Regions from separate parts of the Mus musculus genome. Here region 1 is linked to region 2. The links are chromatin loops, found by intact Hi-C in ENCODE. Cell type or tissue: left cerebral cortex. All regions are shown on one strand. Links, peaks and the distances in the headings refer to the core of each region. The heading gives the core; the rest is flanking DNA. Region 1 overlaps Stxbp5 (syntaxin binding protein 5 (tomosyn)). Region 2 holds the start of Stxbp5 (syntaxin binding protein 5 (tomosyn)).

The links. A loop is a pair of places that touch in the nucleus more often than their neighbours do. Peaks named below come from ENCODE experiments on the same cell type or tissue, not always from the same donor. Only the 100,000 strongest peaks of a DNase experiment are listed, where the experiment ranks them.
Region 1: a loop joins it to region 2, with 2.3 times the contacts of the local background. A loop is called at or near these places in 2 of 42 quality-filtered maps.

Annotation. Positions count from the first base shown.
Region 1 is chr10:9,808,546-9,818,489 of GRCm38, reverse strand. It overlaps Stxbp5 (syntaxin binding protein 5 (tomosyn)), which reads left to right. Exons shown (of 26, transcript NM_001081344.2): 10 at 1,030-1,184; 11 at 2,167-2,239; 12 at 6,083-6,230; 13 at 6,458-6,525; 14 at 6,782-6,822; 15 at 9,241-9,461; 16 at 9,892-9,944. Among named protein-coding and RNA genes, the nearest start is that of Gm25635, 39 kb to the left of the region's middle. In left cerebral cortex, for the core only: a CTCF peak has its summit at 4,404 (motif pointing left); a DNase peak (open chromatin) is centred at 4,361.
Region 2 is chr10:9,891,111-9,901,483 of GRCm38, reverse strand. It overlaps Stxbp5 (syntaxin binding protein 5 (tomosyn)), which reads left to right and starts at 444. Exons shown (of 26, transcript NM_001081344.2): 1 at 444-953; 2 at 2,230-2,327. The coding sequence starts at 801. Gm46210 (a long non-coding RNA gene) reads right to left here and starts at 171. Exons shown (of 3, transcript XR_001779713.1): 1 at 1-171. In left cerebral cortex, for the core only: no CTCF peak of the experiment used is centred there; DNase peaks (open chromatin) are centred at 810, 1,440, 2,125, 4,291 and 1 more place; H3K4me3 peaks cover 4,566 bases; H3K27ac peaks cover 3,048 bases.

The DNA of each region.
Region 1 (9,944 bases), core at 1-8,000, 83 kb after region 2:
GTGAGGCCTGGCGATGGACACTCACAGCTGAGAGCGCATACTGTTCTTGCCGAGGACACAATTTGGTTCCCATCACCCACATCAGGAAGCTCCTGACGGCCTGTCCCCAGCTCCAGGGACTATGATGTCCTCTCTGGCCAACGCCAGAGACTGCACTCATGTGCACATTTTCATAGATATATCTTTCATTGACAATAAAGTAAAATATTTGAGAATAATTTTTCAAAATTATATAAAAATATTTTTAAAAAATTCATATGCAGGCAATTTTGAATGATTGCATACATGCTACATGTTCAATAACTTCCTACAAAGGAATATCAAATCAAGTCAAGGATAAAAAAGTATACCCATGTTGTGATATATAAAAAGATACTTAGGGGTAGCTTTTATAACATAGCTGTAGATAAATCGTATACTTTTCATAATGATTAATATGGGTATCGAGGGCAGGAGTGGTGTTGTTTACTGGAAACATAAGGATTACAGAGGCAGGCAAGCCACAGAATGTGTAGTGTAAGACTTCAGCATTAATATAGGAGATTCTTGGAAAACATTAAAGCCTGTAGGAGATGCCTGGATGACTCTTTTTCAGTGATCTTGAGTGGTTTATAACCTGTACAGTTCTTGCTGTATCCCTGAATTGTCAGAGGGTTGCATACTGAAGCCGCCTGATGCTAGATTTTTTTTTAGGAACACTTGTTGAGTAGCCTTGTTATGACCAAAGTAGAAGCCACTCAGAAACCTACAGAAGCCTTTATCACGGTGACTGTCCACAGGAAATAAAATAAGGACCAAGAACAAGTTACAGTCACATGGGACCCATGCCCATGCTTATTGTAGTCTAATTTTTAGCAAACTAGGTTTGAAATTAATCACATTAAAAATTCTACATATAATTCTTCCATTATGTGTTATATAATATATATATATTAGAGGATACTGCCACTGAATAACTATATGATGCTGCAGAAAAAAAAATAGTGTCCATGCACATATTTGCAAACATCCTTTGTGTTTTATTTCCAGGGAACCTTTTATTATTTTGTCAGGAGGCTTATCCTATGATACCGTGGGAAGAAGACCCTGCTTAACAGTGATGCACGGGAAAAGCACAGCAGTGCTGGAAATGGACTATTCAATCGTTGACTTTCTCACACTCTGTGAAACGCCATATCCAAACGGTGAGGCTCACTCTACATACATACTGACATTCAAAGGAGATGTGTTTTGTGTAAGGGCTTCCATATCCCACCGTTCTAGAGCTTTAGGGAATAGGGTCTGCCTTCATAACATGACCAATTTGATTTCAAATGAAGGGTTTTTTTTTTCAGTACATTTTATCTCTTCCATATTGTACATTAATATTAACTATCATTCAAAGACAGACACTGAGAATATTGAGTAATATAAATTCTGCAGGACAGTATTTTTCTTGATTTCTCCAGAGAGTCCAATAGAGACCTATGTGTGTCTGTATAATGGATTGCACTAGGTATGTGTGTATATATGAAGGATTGCAGGACTAACAGTCTAGGAAAGTCCAGAATGAGTTAAAGTCATGGTTCTGAAACATGTGGAAATCTCAGGGAGGAGTTCTAGGTTTAAACCTCACTCAGAACTAACTGCTAGTCGTTTCTGAAATATTCCTTCATGGCAGCATCTTGACTGATACTAACCAGGCAGTTCGGGGCACCATAGCATGGGCAGACTAACACAGAGTGCACTTACACGTCTAGCTTTTCATCACATCTGCATCTCTGTGAAGTTCAAAGATGCAATTCATTTTGTAGTTATTAACAGACATGTATTACCTAACATGAAAAAGATTACAGAACTCTATCGGCTTATTTCAAGATTCTATTATGATAACTGGTCAGGATCAAATTGTGGTTTTGATGTCTCTACTACATCCTTAAAAATTTAATATCAAAAATGTTTCTTTGGGGTTCTTGTCTTACTCTTCTTTACAAATATGTTAGGATTTTTGAATGGAGTATTTTATTCCTTTATCTCATCCAAGATATATAAATGATATGAACTGTCCTGGGCCAATTAAAATATTAAACCCTCCAGAAACAGAAACAAGGATCCCAACTAGATGTTTTCTGTGGCTTCCCTGGGGTGTGTAAAGAAGTCTGTTTACACAGTGTTCTCATGTTGTAGATTTTCAGGAACCATATGCTGTGGTTGTTCTCCTGGAAAAGGACTTAGTGCTGATAGACCTTGCACAAAATGGGTAAGGACACTGGGTGAGCAACTCTGTTACTATGTGGGAAACCACAAGGTCTCTTTTAGCATGACATTAAAGTATTACATGCCACTAAAACTTGACATTTATAAACATGATCTCTTTTTAATGTTCCAGATCCACATTTCTAGTAATCGGAAAGGTATTGATTATATTGGATATCATAGATCCTTCTATTACTTTTTTCCTTTTATTGAAAATAGTTTGTTTCACTCACTTAATATATCCTGATTATGTTTTCCTATTCCACATCTTTCCTACCTCCCCTCCCATCTGGATCCACCCATTTCTGTCTCTCCTTAGAACATAAAGAGTCTCCTAAGGGCTGATAATAAAATATAGTAAGATAAAGCAAACGGAAGGATAAGGACCTGAGAGAAAGTACAAGATTCAGAGACCCCACTGTTGCACACTCAGGAAAACATTGCACTAAAAGCTGTAATATATACACAAAAGACCTATAGGGAGAAAAACAAATATATATAAGTATAATAAAAATAATGAGATAAAATTAATAATAATTAAAAAAGAAAAAGCAAAGGAAAAGCCCTGCCGTGTGATGACACTGAGACAGTCCTGGGCACAGATGACTAGGTTTCTGCTGGCTGTGTACCATTGTTGGTTAGCAGTTGGATCTGGGATGTGCTTAGAGGTCGGGGCATATGTCCACTTCTCTCAGGCTCCAGGGGTCTCATCTGCTTCAGACCTGGTCAGGCCCTGTGCATGCTGCCTCAGTCTCTGGGAGTTCACAGGTGCATTGTTCATGTTGATTTAGAGAGCCTTGTTTCCTTAATGCCCTCCATTCTCTCTGGCTCCTAATCCTTCTGCTTCCTCTTCCATGGGGTTCCCTGAGACCTGTAAGGAGGTACTTGATGGAGACTTCTCATTTAGGACTGAGTATTCTATGGTCCCTAATTCTCCTCATAATAGAGATCCTGACTGTGGATCTCTATTTGTTCCCATCTGCTGAAAGAGGAAGTTTCTCTGATGATGGCTGAGCCCGGGACTGGTCTATGAGTATAGGGAATGTCATTTGGGGTCATTTTATTACTGCTTTATTTTTAAGACCCATATTATTTGGTTTTACCTTAGCTCTTGGTCACCCAAGTGATGTCAGATATGGGTTCTATTTTCTGTAATGGGCCCCTCAGTCCCTTTCAGTCAAATCACATGTTTTTTTAGTTATTTTCACATATTTTGTTGCCACCATTGCATAAGCATATATTTCAGGCAGGATCCTATTGTAGATCAGAGAGTTTGTGGCTGGATTGGTGTTTATGTTTCTCCTTTGGTAGCATACAGAGGACCTTCCTGTCCAAAAACCAAAGACACTGGTACATAGGAACGAAGGTTCCTGTAGCCACCAGTTCAACTTCTTCATGTGCAATGAGTTGTGACTTTCTGTTACTCACAGTTGCTCACAGTTTCTTCAGGTCCGTACATTTCTGCTTCATGCTTGTGTATACTGAAGCAATATATGAAAAGCTTGCCCAAAATGGGCCCATGTCAGGTTGCCTCTGATGACCTGATTAGTCTTTCTCCCGTATTCAGTCTGTTGTGATGTATTGTGCCAGATCCCTGTCAGATTCAGTAGAACCTGCATCATGCCCCTTAGTTAACTACTAACTAATTTAACTACTGGTTGCTATTGTTATTTTAACTACTCTACCTGCTACTTTACGAAGGTAGTATTATTTCTAAGCTGCCCTCTTGCTATTTTCTCAAACTGGCCTCAGTTTATGGGGTAGCAGCTCTATGTTTAGTAAATTGCATGTCATATCTTCTCTTATGCAATGTTTTGGCAGCTGGAACTCTCCACTTGTTTCGCTGTTATCAGAATCCACACAACTTTCACTATATGGTTTATGGCTTTCCTAGACCCTATAGACATGTCTGATCTGTAAATCCCCTACCCTAGCTCAGCTCTTAGTAAGAACTCCTGGTAATTTGCTTGTTTATTCCCTGGTGTCAGGGATACTCTCTGTCTTGTGAAGGGAGCCACCATATTACTTATTTTCTCCCAAGACATATCCATCAAGCACAGCATCATTCACAGAAAGCCTCAGGCTAAGGTGGCTCTGCCCCCAGGGATGCTCGACAGTGTCTGAATAGATACTTTGTTGGTGGGATGCTACTGGCATCTAGTGGATAAAAGACAAATATACTTCGAACATCCATGATGCACAGGACAGTTTTCCAAGTTAAGGCTTCTCCCGGTGTGAACAGTGCTAAGGGTGAGAAACCTGGTCTGTTTGCGGTGCTGTTTGCTGGTTCTGTTTTGTGAGCACATCTCAGCCTAGAGGCTGGTACTTGTAGTACTTACTTGTTGTAAGGCTTGTTTGTTTGTTTATAACAGACCATTCAAAAATAATAATGAATGTGTTCCATGTGACCTGTTCTGAGATATGATTAAATCAAGAAAAATATGATTCAAATCAAATGGAAGAAGGTGTTTTAGTTTTGCAGAACTGTCAATTAGATATGAGAAATGCTAGACCCCTGGAGCAGAGGAGAAGAAACTTTATGAAAAGAAGAAAGTTGATTTTTATTACTTATTACTCCTTTTGTGTGTGTTTAATCTGTCTGGGGGGTAAAGGTAGAGATGATTTGACTCATAGTCTATAAATGCTTATTGCTGAAATATACTCTATTTTTAGTCTTATTAGCAGTGGGCATAGATCTAATATGTACAGCGTAGCCATTTTGTACTTTTTAAGTGTCTCAGCTAGTTTCTACTTTTTTTACAGATGGTTTAACCAGTCTCATTCTAAGAAGTATTGCCGTGGCTTTCATTTTAAGCACATTCATATTTTAATGATTTTAAAGCATTGTTTGTTCATATTAATAAATTAATTACATGGCTATAAAGTGAACTAACCTCTTGGCTCACCAGTAATGTGTCTGACTTCATATCCAAAGAACATGAAAAGTATAATTATAATTTAGATTATTACCGAAATAAAATGTATTAGCTTTTTGCCAGTGTGACAAATGCCTGAGATAAAACGTTTGAGAAAGGAAGTATTTATTTTTGCTCACTGTTTGAGAGGATTCTGTCCACTGCTATGGGCTCATACGGGGCAGCCTCTTATTCAGGAAGATATCATAAAGCAGTCATTGGGCTCCCAGTGTCCCAGCAGCCAGAGAGCAGACAAGTGTGCTGGTGCAGCAGGTCCGCTTCTCCTTCATTCCACTGGGGTGGGAGCAACCTTATGAGATGGCTCCATCAGAGAGAGCCTTCCATCGTCCATTAGTCCTCTCTGGAAATGCCCCCAGAGACACATGAGTGTGCTCTGCCCAGTATTCTCTCAGCCCAGTCACGTTATGTTTGTGGTTGACTGTCACAAGAAACAAGTGTTCCAGGTTTAATATTGGATGAGTTTTTACAATGATGGAGGAAAAAAAGAATTGAAATTTATGTTAGCTGTACCAGCAGAGGGTAAGGTTTTTGGTTGACATGCACATAGCTCACTGATTCACAGTAGTTTCAACTTCTGCTTCAGCTACTTTCTAGCCCACATGGTTCTAACAAATTACTCAAAGCCTTTGTTGTTCTGGAAAATGTATCATAAGATGAGTGCGAGAAACACATGAGACAAATATGTGTGTAGCACGCAACCTTGTGTGTGGCAGTGATATATAGCTACAATCACAGCCTTTCTGTTTATTGGTGGATAAGGAACATCTTCTGTAATAAAACGCTTCACTGTTTTCACACATTTACATAATTAAACAATGTAATCTTAGTAGGATGTATAGTAATGTCTTCATGGTTGTGTTGATCATAGTTTACAATGTGTTAATGTGTTTTTCTTTCTCCTATTGTTAAAGATACCCTATATTTGAGAATCCCTACCCTTTGAGTATACACGAGTCCCCTGTTACATGTTGTGAATATTTTGCTGATTGTCCTGTGGATCTTATTCCTGCACTTTACTCTGTTGGAGCTAGACAGAAGCGTCAAGGTTACAGCAAAAAGGTACCAAGCCCGAGTTTCACTGTTTAATGCATCATGTTATTATCTTAAATTTGTCTCCTTGAGGTGTTGATAACATTGTTAAATTTTTAGGAAATTATGTTTTTGAAGTAAATTATGTGTACTGTGTTCATAACTTCCTAATAGACCTATACATTGTATACTACTTATCTGCTATAAAGAATATATATTTCTAAGTCAACATTCAATGTTTTTTTTTTTTTTTTTAGGAATGGCCCATCAATGGTGGTAATTGGGGCTTGGGTGCTCAAAGTTACCCAGAAATAATTATTACAGGGTAAGCAACAGTATATTCTTACTAATTAAATCAGTAATAGTTAATATACTTAATGACAGTTTGAATTTTAATTCATTAAGTCAGTAAAGCTTTCTTTTATGTTATAAAATAATAGGAAGGTTTCCTGCAAGATTTCACTGATTTACAATGATTTCTGCCTTTTACTCATTTAAGTGAATGAGTTTGCTAAAAAAGTTACAATATTTTTCCTTCTTTATTCTTCTCTTTCTGTTCTTCTCTGTCTTGTTTGTCCTAGGCATGCTGATGGCTCGGTGAAATTCTGGGACGCTTCTGCAAGTAAGTACTTGCTTGCTGCATCTCACTGCCATTGCCTTGTAAGAGGTGCTGTGAAAACCTGTACAGACCGCCTTAGACTGGAAAGTACCAGGACATCAGCTTAAGTTATTGGCTTATTCAGTATGAGTTTAGAATTTTTAAGAGTGAAGATATTTTAATGTTATTAGTACATCAAATAATAATTCTCAAGTGTTCTCATCTTTTCAAGATCTTTAGATCTCTTTAGAAGTCAGAAATAGAAGTGAAAATATATTTTAAATCAAATGTTTACGTCCACTTTAAGTTAATGCTACAAAGGTTTATGCTGCCTTTGGAAAGGAGACCTTGTGATTAGACAGGAGCAAACTTGGGAAGATACAGCCTTCATGGCTAGAGACCCTGTATAGCAAGCATGTATGGGATCCCTTACCTCAGGCTAGCTGCTGTTTGATAAGGATGCTTGATAGTGCTGGTGCCTTTTGGGGAGAATGTCTTTATGTAGAATGTCATTTTAGGAAGTAAAATATATTCTCCATATGTTTACACCAAAGATTCTGTGCCAAATTCCTTTTGTAGTTTTGCTTCAGGTTATCTAATTCATTTGTGAGGGTGGAAATGTCTTAGTGTATAATATATTAGAAAATAGTTAGAGAAATCAAAACATTGTTTAGGTGTGTATAGGTTGTTTTTCTTCCATAATATGATGATTAACCATTATATTTGATTTTTTTTAATAATTCAATTGGGTTTTTATTTACAATTTTTTGTACAATATTTAATCATCTTTCCCCTCCCTCAACTCCTCCTGGATCCTTCCTACCTCCAAACTCCTCTAACTTCTTGCCCACCCCTAAAATAAGAAATAACTACGGAATAAAAGAAAAAATAGGATGAAAAATACCAAAAGAAAACAAAAAGCAGGCATACACACACAATGGATTCTATTTTGTACTGACCAAATACTTATGGGCCTGGAGCGTGCCCTGGAATGTGGCTGACATACCCAGTGGCACACTACTGGAGAATACCAGTGTTCTCTTTGCTAGCAGGTATCAGTTGGAAATAGCTTTTGATGAAGGTTGGATTTTGTATCTGCTTTTCTTTCTTTATGCTGAACTTTGCCCGGCTCAGTGAATTGAGCTTGTGTAGATCTCGTGCAGCTATTACAGTCTCTGTGAGTTTGTACATTGGTACCTTGAGCCTTGAGAGGAGGGCTAGGTGAGATTTTAGTTTGACTTCCTGAGTTTTATTTCAGCTTGCATTTCTTTAGTTTCACTATTTCTTTATTAAATTCTACTTTTCATGTCTCGAATCGCTTTCATTGTTTCAATCAACTGTTCGTATTGTCAGTCTTTTTTAAATTTTTATTTTATTTAATCTTTTTTTTTTTACACTCCAGATTTTATCCCTCTCCCAGCCCACCCTCTGACTGTTCCACATCCCATACCTTCTCCCTATCCCCCTGTCACTAGGAGGATGTCCCCAACCCCCACACTCCACCCCATGAGACCTCTAAACTCCCTGGGGCCTCCAGTCTCTTGAGGGTTAGGTGCATCTTCTATGACTGAACTCAGACCTGGCAGTCCTCTGCTGTATATGTGTAGGGGCCTCATATCAGCTGGTGTATGCTGCCTGGTTGGTGGCTCTGTGTCTGAGAGATCTCAGGGTTCCAGGTTAATGGAGATTGCTGGTCCCCCTACAGGGCCGCTCTCCTCCTCAGCTTCTTCCAGCTTTTCCCTAATTCAATCCAGGGGTCAGCTGCTTTCTGTCCATTGGTTGGATGTAAATATCTGCATCTGACTCTTTCAGCTGCTTGTTGGGTCTTTTGGAGGGCAGTCATCATAGGCCCCTTTTTGTGAGCGCTCCATAGCCTCAGTAATAGTGTCAGGCCTTGGGGCTTCTCCTTGAGCTGGATCCCACTTTGGGTCTGTCACTGGACCTCCTTTCCTCAGGCTCTTCTCCATTTTTGTACCTGCAGTTCTTTCAGACAAAAGCTTTTATTCAGTTCCTGTTTAATGTCCTTGTGTATTTTCATAATTGCTATTTTTACATCCTTGTAATATGCTGTAGTTAAATTATTTTTCTGGGTGTCTGTTATGCTAGGGTTGCTAGCTCCTATAGGAGGCACATTGTCTTGGTTGTTCATGTTTGTGACTTTACACTAGAATGTGGCTATCTATAGTCACAGCTCTTGATGTGCAGATGTTTGACCTTGTCTTAGATGGCCACTAAGTGTTGCCCGCTGTGGGTCCTGGCCAGGAGTAGAACTTGCACCTTCCTACATCCCAGCAAAGGATGGAGGTTCTGGGTCCCTGGTAGACAGAAATTATTGGTTGGCACAAAGAAATGGAGATGGGTAAGAAATGTCTGAAAGGGGAGGCGGGAAGAATTAGCAAGTTTTGATTTTCAACTAAAATTTGTGATATACTTTTTTTCTAGTAACTCTACAAGTACTATATAAATTAAAAACATCTAAAGTATTTGAGAAGTCAAGAAACAAAGATGACAGACAGAACACAGACATTGTAGATGAAGATCCATATGCCATTCAGATCATCTCCTGGTGCCCAGAGAGCAGGATGCTGTGCATAGCTGGAGTGTCAGCCCATGTCATCATCTATAGATTCAGCAAGCAGGAAGTGCTTACCGAAGTCATCCCGGTAATCACCTCATAACTATGCCATGGCAATTGTCTGAGACTTCTACGCTTTTCAAAATCATTTAGTAAACAGTTTGCAGTTGCTTCTGTATAAACATTAGTATTTATATCACCACCTGTTTTGTGCAAAAATAGCACTTTATATATATTTTTAATGGACTATGTGAATCCTTAATTATATTATATCTTTTATTTAAGGAATATCAACTTATTAGTATTCAATCTATTCGAAAGGCAGGATGTGTATTGTGCACTTGTATGAGGTCACACCTGTGTACACAAGTCTTTACAAGTTCAGTTGAAACATTTTTTTACATTTAAATATAGCATTTTTTCTTGTTTTTAACTTTTAAAAATATTCTTTCTGGTACATTATAACACAATGTGTATTAACTATTAGAAATAGGTAAGCAACCATTCTTTTATGACAGATGCTTGAAGTTCGACTGTTATATGAAATAAATGATGTGGATACTCCAGAGGG
Region 2 (10,373 bases), core at 1-8,000:
TCATGAAGGAGGCTGGGCTTCTCTCCCTTTGGGTGTCTCTTAGTTGTCATCTTGCCACTGACTTAATCGTTGCCTGGATGTTCCATTGCGAGCCCAGATACAAGCAAACCCGAAACCACACTGCGGGAGCTGTGAGTGACAGGGCTGGAGGCGCGGGCCACTGAGCCCGCGGGTCCGCCAGCTGCTGCCCCTGGTCCTCGGCGGAGGATGATTTAAGCCGCCGGCCGGGGGCGGGGGCGGCGGCGCGCATGCGCACCGGGCAGCTCGCTCCGCGGAGGCCCAGCTGCCGCCACCGCCGCGGCCGGCGCTGGAACCGCGGCTCGCCGCCTGCTCTACCGAGCGTTGAGGGCCAGGGTCCGAGGCTCACGGGAGGCGACAGCGAGCATCCGGGGAGAGAGCGACAGGCGGCGCGGAGACCGGCCCCGGGTGCCCGGGCCATGCGGGCCGGGCGGCTGCGCTGAACGGAGGCCGAGCCCGGGACCTGCCGGGGGACTGCCGGGCTGCGGGCCATGGATGCGGCGGCAGCGGCGCGGGACGGCGGGAGCCCGGCCGCGACCAGGTGAGGAGGCGGCGTCCGGCGCCACTGCAGCCGCGGCGGCCTCGGAGGAAGAAGGCTCGCCGCCGCGCGCCCGCCCGCCCGTCGTCGCAGCCCTTCCTGTTGGGATTATCTTCTGCTCCCCGCTGCTCCTTCGCTCCCCGCGGTCGAAGCCGCCGCTCGGCTTCAGCGGCTCGGACTCCTTCGCAGCCGGTGCCTCCTCCCCTACCTGGGCCTCGCAGCGGGGAGACCCTTGGGCGAGACCATGAGGAAATTCAACATCAGGAAGGTGCTGGACGGCCTGACCGCAGGCTCGTCCTCGGCCTCGCAACAGCAGCAACAGCAGCAGCACCCGCCTGGGAACCGGGAGCCGGAGATCCAGGAGACGCTCCAGTCCGAACACTTCCAACTCTGCAAGGTGAAGGGAGCGGGGAGCGCGCAGCCCGGCCAAGCTGTCGTGGGAAGATTGGGGTCGTTTGAGGGGGCCGCTGGGCAGCACCTGGGAGCGCGAGGGCAGAGCGCGCCAATGGAGCTCAGCGCTCCAAGAAGGCGCCCCCCACCCTTGACAGACGTGCCTTGCTGGGGGATTTGGACAGAGATCCCCTACTTCTTATAAGTCGGTGTCTTTTTCCCTTTCATAAAAAGCAATCATTTCAAGGCAACCCAACCCTTGCCTTTAATCCCCATCTAGATGCTAGTAACAGTGGCCTAGAAATACTTTTTATATTCGCGCATATTTTATTATCTTCCACTGACGTCGAAATTTTCCAGCAGTGTGTGATGAACGTCGTCTGTGGGCAAGGCAAACCTGTTCAACCAGGTTTTTTATTTTTTATTATTATTTTTTTTCGCATCACTTTTTCCTTAGAATGCGTGCGAGCGGCTCACCACCTGAAGTCACAGGATTCTTTTTAGCCTGTTTGGTTAAAAACTTAGCGCGGAGGGTTTTGTCAGTGAATTGGCACGATGATTGCCACAAGGTCTTGTATGTAATTCAGAAAGAATGATGCAGCGGATTAATTCCCAGCTGCTAGGTGAGAAAGGCATATGAGCCTCCCTATCCAGAATCGCCTGCTTCCTAGATAGCCATTAGGTCCTTCCTACAGCGGTGATTTAAAAGCCTACGTACAATTCGGTTCTTATGTCCTAAAATTATTCCGGACGTAATACAAAATTACAAGATTATTTTTCGCACCCATTTTCATCGTTAGAATTGCAAATGCTGGTTCTTTAACTAAATCCTTCTATTAGTTTCATGACAACTTTTCTTTAGAAATCCCTCCCTAAATTTAGCATTCAAATAAAACCGCGTTTGGGTGATTTCTCTTAAGATGCAATACGAATCACACTTCAGAATGATTTTACAGAATTTTGGACCACTACGAACTTGAGTAACGTGGCGTCAAACAGAATAGTATACGCTATTCATAGAAAATTGCCCTCTGTGAAGTTACTAGCATTGTAGCAAGGCAGGAGTTTAAATGATTTGTGCTTCTGTGCTTGTTCCTTAAGATAGAGTCCACCCTCCCCCCTACCCCCACCCCCATCCCGAACTCCCCCTTAAAGTGCTAAGTCTGTGTGTGTGCTTTGATCCAGTATAGTTGGGCCCAACTCTAACTCACTGTGGGCTGTTCTGTTTTCGGATTTTGCCTGCTGTCTCGGTGGGTTCCTGTGATGTCACTGCCCATCCCCAGACTGTTCGCCATGGATTCCCCTATCAGCCCTCAGCCCTGGCCTTTGATCCCGTTCAGAAGATCCTGGCGGTAGGAACTCAGACTGGTGCTTTAAGGCTGTATCCTTTCTTAAAAAAAAAAAAATCTGTTCGCTTGCTTCTTTTTCCCCAGTCTGCCTGTATTGCTCATTAACCCTATTTTTCCTCTTTAATCTAGAGAATGAAGTAGTAAGATCTGTGCTATAAGAAATTATGTGGTGCAGGCTTTGCCTTAGTGTACCTGTGTATGTTGCTGTAAGAATAGCTCTTGGCTCTCAGTCGTTCCTACACACGAATCAAAACAGCAGTCTAGAGTTTGTTATAACAAACTCCATAAATATAGTAATATATTTATATCTATTAATATTTATATCTAATACACAAACACACACACATATAGATAGATAGATATAGATGTAGATAGAGTTGTTTGTTTTGACTACAAGATCCTGAGGGGAATGCCCGTGCTTGTATTTGGGGACTGTTAAAGCTCAGTGCTACTAAAGATGATGTTCAAAGGCCCAAGTTCAGAGTGCAGGGCACTGTGAGCTGCTTGTTAAAGTGTCATCATATATAATGGATGTGGAACTTAACTGTCATTACTCTATTAATTAGAAGCTGATTTGAATTTGATTTGATTTCCACATGTCCATCCAGGAAAAAAAAACATTATTGTCAAATTAGATTTCTATAAATAAGAAGGGCTAACAATTTTTAGAGATTTCAGGGCATTGTTTTGTAAAATGCATAGCTATAAATGTTCCGTGTTGAAAGACTTTGCCTTCTGTAATCTGTTATGTGTAGCAAAAACTACTAAGTACATTAGCATGAAGAGAAAGGCTTTTTTTTTTTTTCTGGTTGTATATGGATTGGATAGCTTTGGCATAGTGGTTTTTTTTTTTTTTTTTTTTAGATTCTTCACAAGAATTATTTTTCAAGAAAATCTTTGTGGTCTGAACAATGAAGATGTTCTCATTTTCTCTTTTATACTATTTATCTTCAATTAAGATGTGTGATTGCCTTTATTCTGTCATTTAAACATACTTGACCAGCCCACACTGAGATGCTATGCTGGTAATAAACTGACGAGCCACTAAGTGAGCTCACTGGACATTATTATTGACAAGCAAGGGGCTGGTGGGAGGAGCTGGCCTATTCTATGTACATTGTAGGGTTTTCCGCATTTGATTTAAGCATGAACCAGGAATCTTGCAGTCTTTTAAGATATTTCAGAAGGTACCCTCTAAGACATCAGAGCATGCCTCGAGTTTAACTTTGATGACTGCTGCCTTGAAAACATGACTGGGGGCTTTCTGCGAAATGTATTCCAAACACTGGCAGTGCAGCCCTGTCTTTAATGGTAAAGTCTTAACTCGATGATTTCTGCAGCAATATGCATAAGCTGCTCTTGGCCAAATAGCTAAATTGTCAAGTCGAGAATATTATTTGACTTCAATTGCTTAGATGCTATTATTTTTAAAAAGACTTTCTATTTTAGTTTTGTACATATGGATAGTTAATTTTCTCATTGTTCAGTGAAGTTCGGTGTCAGAGTCACTTGGCATTGTCCTGGAAGCACTGTTTGGAACTGAAAGATTTTTCCCTCCAGCAAAATCATTCTATTATGTGGCTGAAGGAAAAATTAATCAGTTATTTTAAGATTATTTTACTTTTCTTTCAAAGTTTTGTTTTTCTTTCTTTCTTCTTCTTTCTTGTTTCCCCTGGCCTCAACAATTTTATTATAACTTTTTAAACAGCCATTTGGTCCTTTTTTATATTTAATTATATGTGCCATCAGCAAGCTGACTCTGTAAAGCAATTATTTGTCTTACAAATACTTTCAATTCTAATTTGCATAATCAGCAAGAGCATCCGACAGATAGAGTTAAGCAGTCAGGCCTATGTTAATTCCTAGTTCAAAGGATCAGACTTTCAGAGGGGTCCCTCACAAGAGCCTTTGGGCTTGTAGAGTTAAATATTCGTGAGTGAGCGTGATCTGATGACAGTGAGGTTTTCTTCTAGAAATCCCTGCAGAGGGCTGTTTACTGAGTCTCTTCTGCTTTCCCTTCTTAGAGGTTTGCATCAGCATTAGCAGATTGGCTTGCTTACCAGCAGTATTCCCCTAGTCATTCCTTCTGTGAGGGCCAACAAGAGCATGCAGCTTTGTTTATTGTGACTCTGATTTATAGGAAACGACAGAGACTTATTTAGCTTAACATGTATATTGAGTTATTTTTCTTTGTTAATTAAAGACATCTAACTGTATGCATCCTAACTTAGAACTCCACATTGTTTTAACGTGCATGTTTCTTACAGGCCTGCCTAGTACCACATTTGTTCTGGCTTCCTCTTTTAAACTAGTTTCCTCTAGTCCTTCTGTGCTTTCCCATTTTAAACTTTTATTGTCAAGAATATATTTCCCCTAAAGGGTATTATTAGGGAAAAAAAGGTACTTCTAAATAAAATATCCTTTGATTGATTTTATAGCAAAAATAGATAATTTCTCACATAGGACTGGGCTGTTAAGATTCCAGATACAAACATAGCCTGTTTGTAATGGGATACCTTCTTAAAGGGTGGCAGTGCAGACTGAGTTGACTGTCTTACATGAAGTTCAAAGCAAAACATACCTAAAAGACTGAATGAGTAAGCAATATTTGATATGTAAGGATTGCATTTAAGGGTGGTAAAAGTTGAATCCTTAATATGTAACCAACACTGAAGCAAAACATCTAATCTATTTATTGCATTCATGCACAACATATGACTGATGATATATACCATTCTGTTCTATCAACCATCTTGTCCTCTAAAGAGGACAAGAGTTGTCATGGTTTATTGGTAAGAAACAGGAAAACACAATTTTATATACCAGGTCATATAGTAGTGATATCATTTGTTTTCCCTTTTTTGCCATAGAGAAATAAATAACATTTGATTTTTATGGGTAATCTAGATGGCAACTTTGGGGAGAGAGGACATACTGAAGAATGGAGTCATTTAGTGCTGTTATATTTTTTAGATCTCTCAGTCACAAGTGTAGTTGCAAATTGCTTTATCTTCCTAATTTATCATGGCCTTGATCATATTTTCACATAATATGCTATCTGTAAATAATGGGGGTAAAATTGGGGCATTTTAATGTTAATATTTAAAGGACTAAGGAAAAACAGAATTTCTAATTAACTGAAGGTCCAATAATTTGAGAGGAAATTATTGAATAACATCCTTTTCTGTAGACTTGACTTATGGAAAGTTCAGCGCATGGGGCAGTGTCCAGTTTGATGAGATGGAGTCTTCAGTTGCAGTGTAATGTTGCATACAGGGTTACAGAATGGTGTCTGTATCTGGGAGCTCATTTGGTGAGGTCCCAGACATTAGATTTTAGACCTTGTGGCCTGAATGCTAGTTCTTGTCTTTTTTGATGACGGAATTTGTCTTTCTCTTAAAATGAAATTAAAATTAAGGTGCTGTGTTGGGTGATTGAGTCAAGGACAGTTCTGTGAGTTCAGATTTCTCTGTGTTGAGGTGTGTAATTCAAAGGAAATAAGGTATGGCCCTTCTAAAGGCTTCTAGTTCCACTCAAAGGGCTGTGGGACTAGTCCAACTTTAAAGCTAGACACTTGCATAGAGATTCTCTGTCTTTACAGGGTCAGATTCCAGATTGAGTTCTCAGCCCTTGATGAGCGTTTCTACACACTGGTAGACAAGAATACAGAATGGCAGTATGAAAAATCAGAGAAGTTCTGAGAGGAAGCCTGTGGGCATAAACATGGCTTAGAAAATAATAGCAGATGGAGGGGATGCCAGAGGAGCATCCTCCTTGGAAGAGTGTCCTCATTGAAAGAAGCGAATTCCAGGTCTGGGAAGCTAGCTGGATTCCTTCAATGCTTGCAAGACCCATGTTAAAGCCAGGGATAATGGTGTGTGCTTGGTACCCCATGCTGGGGAGGTAGCTGGCCAGCCTAGCAAAGCTGAGCTTCAGGTTCCAGTAATAGACACTAGGTCAAAGAACAAGGCTGACCTCAAGGCTATATACATGTACACACATGTGAATCTGCACCACCACATACGACACCCCACAAAGAGTAGCCAACTGAATTTTAGCCTGGAGTGTTATTCCACTAGAAATTATATAAAAAGATACTCGGCAGGAAGGAAGTGTGATTCGTGTGCATGTATTTGGTCAGGCAGCAGTATCATGGACGAAAGGACAGAGAAAGTGAAACTTCCTGGGTTACAATAATCAGGTGGGTAGTAGTATGGACCCTAGACACATGTGGCAGAGTGGGCTCTGGGAAAGGGCTTGGCTGCTTTCTGTGAAGTCTCGGGAGTGCATCAGGATGAAAACACCCAAGAAACGACAGAGCATAGCAGGAAGAATGTTGAGTTGGAGATGAAGTCACCTTCTACGTTACTGCAGTACCATTCTGAGAAGGCCGCCTGGGCTGCCTTTACCGTGAGAATTAGATACCTTCTTATCTGTGACATAGTGAATTTTATAATTGAATATATAGCGTGATCACTTTTGGGGTTTCTGCATTTCTCAGTAGTTTGTAGCGGATTGGGCAGTTTAATTCTGTGAGTTTTGTCCAGCACGTTAGGAACATTTATAACTGGCTCTCACCTACTAAGTGTCTCACATCAGCTTTTCTGTTAGTATGACCCGCTCCTGGCATATACGTCAGATGTGTCTGATTGCAAATAACTGTCTTTAGCATAAGTTTTCCATTAGTTAAGAAGAGTCAATACCCCACCTCATGAGGTCGTCAGGGTTCAGTACGAGTAAACGGGTAGCTGTTACGACTGGGCAGTGTGCTGGCTGTTTGGCGAATGCTTGACTATGGCTGCCATTATTATGAGAGCGCTCCACAGTTTTGGGTTTCAGTTTGCTCACTCATGTGTTTCTTCATCTGCTGCATGAGAAACAGCTCTGCTCTAGGCCTTAGAATGGGCTCAGTTTGTAATGTCATCAGCTTTATAGCTGATGCCGTCTTTGAAGAAAAGGTCATGAAAATGACTGGTTTTTGCTTTAATTTTGCCCATTGTGTAATTTTTTTCCTGTCTATGGATGTCTTGGATGCATGTATATCTGTCCACCATTTGCATTTTGGGAGGCCAGAAGAGGGCAGATAGTCATGAGCTACCATGCAGATAGTGGGAATGGAACCCAGTCTCCTGGGTGAGCAGCTAGTGCTTGTAGTCTGTGAGCCATTTCTCTAGCCCAGTTTTGCCTTTTGAATGACTATTCTCTTCTCAACCATCAGTTCACAAAAATTGCTATTAGATATAAGCAGTGCACATAAATGCTCTTACATACAGTTCTTATTAAATTAATATGTAATGATTCTCTACTTGTAAGATAGCATTAGAATGTTTTGGCTTCCTGCTCATTAATGCTATTTTTCATAACATAATTATACTACTGAAAGCACGATTTGGAAATAAAAGTGAGGTAAGCTAGTTGGAAATTAGCCAACTTCCATCTGGTCTTCCCCTGTCAGTGTTATTCCTGGGTGAGCCCTTGTCATTGGGAACGGAACTGTGGAGAAGGAAGTAACTTGAAATGCTCTCACATTTGAAGTCTGCTCCCTATTGAAGAGAACTTTGCTTAGAAGGACAATCAAGTCTCATGTGAGCTGTAAGCTACACTTCTCAGCATACTTCATAAAGAAGCAAGAAGCAGGACTTGTAGAAGCAGATTTGCAGTGCAATTTTTTTCTTGTGATGAGAAATGTAACATGAAAGAAAGCCTATGGACTCGAAAAACTGTTAAATATGGAAAATTGATTTTGTGCCTTAAAGCTATTTTGTTTTAAATAAAATGACATAGTTTTTTCTGATAGTCTCTGCTTCCCATTTGAGTTTTAGCATAATTCTTTTTAAAGTCCTGTTGCTATTGTAAAGGAGTAAATTAGTGTGCAGTATTGAGACTGATTTTATATGGTGTTTGTTTCCTTTGCTGTAGGGAGGCAATGGAGAAGATAAGTCCTCCTGTGCTGTGATGCTCAGTCCTCTCCGTGGAGGACTTGAGGATTCTTTAAGCTACTCTTGCCCAGAGTGATCAGATTAAGTGTTCCGAGTGCCTGTCACTCCATATGGCCTGCTCTGTTTTGTATCCCGTGAATACATCCATAATCCTTCAGTAGATGCAGAAGTGTTTACAGATGAGGTCAGGACAGAGCAGGTGAAGAGAGATGGCGTTCACATTGAATGTGGACTTGGCAGGCGAGCTGAACACTTTCCAGTGCCACTAGGAAAGCTTGCCTTTCTTTCTTGAGTATTAATGGAGGTGTAAATTTACTTGTAAAATGGTTCCCGACGATACAGTCTTGCCTCCTTTTTCCTTCCTTTTGAGACAGTCTCTCCATGGAACTCTGGCTGGCTTGGAACGTCCTCTGTAAGGGGTTCTACAGCTCAGAGACCAGCCTCCTCTGTACCCAAGTCCTGGGGTTGTTACAGCTCTGCTGGTTTTACTACTTAGGATGGCAACTGTCTTCCTTGAATTGCTGGTACATAAGTTGGTTCTAAATTTGGTAGCAGCAGAGTATCTTGGAATACTAATTAGTGTTTCTATACTTGGGTATATATGAGCGGACTGCAGGGTAAAGTAGCATTACCCAGAAGGTAATCTTTGGTTTTTGGTGCTGTTAATTTGGCTTTAATGTAATGCAGTGTAAGAGGCATATTATTTACAGAGAAACAGTTCGTTATCAGACTGTGAGTGCTGAATTTTTTTTTAACATGGTACTTCAATAAGCATTCTCTGAACTGACTTGCCATTTCACTTCCACAGAATACAAATCCTTAGCATTTTGGGTTGGCAGATTAAAAGGGAAATGTTTGGGGTTACCCTATTTCACCGTGTGCTGTGTTTTAGATTTGAATGCCTTTATTAAGGAAGAGCTTAAGCCTATGTGTGCTGGGAAGCTTCTACATTTCATTCTTTAACTAATACAGATATTGCATGTCTGAAAAAATTATCAGTGTTAATGTATGTGCAAAGTTGTAGCATAGTCTCAAATACAGCATGCCACCAGGACCGGCCAGCATCCTGAAGTTATCTGGAGATGAGAAGCAAGGCAGTAATCAGTGTACAGTTGGCAATCAAGACAGCGGAAGCAAGCAGAACTCGCTTCAATCAATTTAGTATGTCCACTAGTTAGGGTTATGTATGTAGTTCTGCTCTTGTACATATATATTGAAAGTAATGTCTATCTTTACTTCAGGAGTCTGCAGCAGTAGCCGTAGAGGGCTAACTAGTAAGTTGTTTCTTAGATGGTAGGGATGATCATATGATCTTTGTATGGTCTACCTGCTTGTAACACAAAATGTGTCATAGACAGTATGTAAAGGGTTAAGTATGCTTGAATAAAACTTTATTTCCAAAATCAGGTAGCAGGTGGTAGGTTTGGCTTATAGTGAAAGTTTTCCAGGCACTGCATTGATGAACCTACCTTGCTTTTAAGGCACATATGTAGAGGGGTTTATAGCTGATGTTTTTGTATTAAAGCTATATAAATTTTACCATTATCCTAATTGAAACAAAAATTTTAGTAATTTATAAGCTACTTTTAAAAGGTAATCAGTAACTTCTCATGGATTCTTAGTATTCTTTATACAAAGTTAAATTCTTTGCAGAAGTACTTTTCAGTCCCAAGAAAGGCCTTCATGTCCTGGCCATTGATCTTAATTGGCATGATGAAGAGAGTGTTTTGGGCCACTCTCTGGGAGTAGCTCTGCAGTCATGGCACCTCGTGGCCCCCCAGCCTGCCTTACTTCTCATTCTTAGATTTAGGTAAGAGATGCCTGAGTTTGTAGCACTTAGGGAGTTAATTCTTTTCATTCCTATGATATACATAGATAAGCATAAAGCCTTCAGATGGATAGCTTTAAAGGTAAAAGAGAAAGAAAGCATCTTACTAACATATTGTGACTTCTCAGATGCGTCCATATTTTTATTAGAAATGCCATTCGCTCACGAAGGAGGCAGCCTGGAAAATAACTAAAGTAATGAAAACATAGACACATAGGCTCCAAGAGGAAATTCAGACACGTGGTTAGCTCTTGAGATCAAGTATGTTACAGACACACTGCCATGAAAGAGTGTGTGTGTGTGTGTGTGTG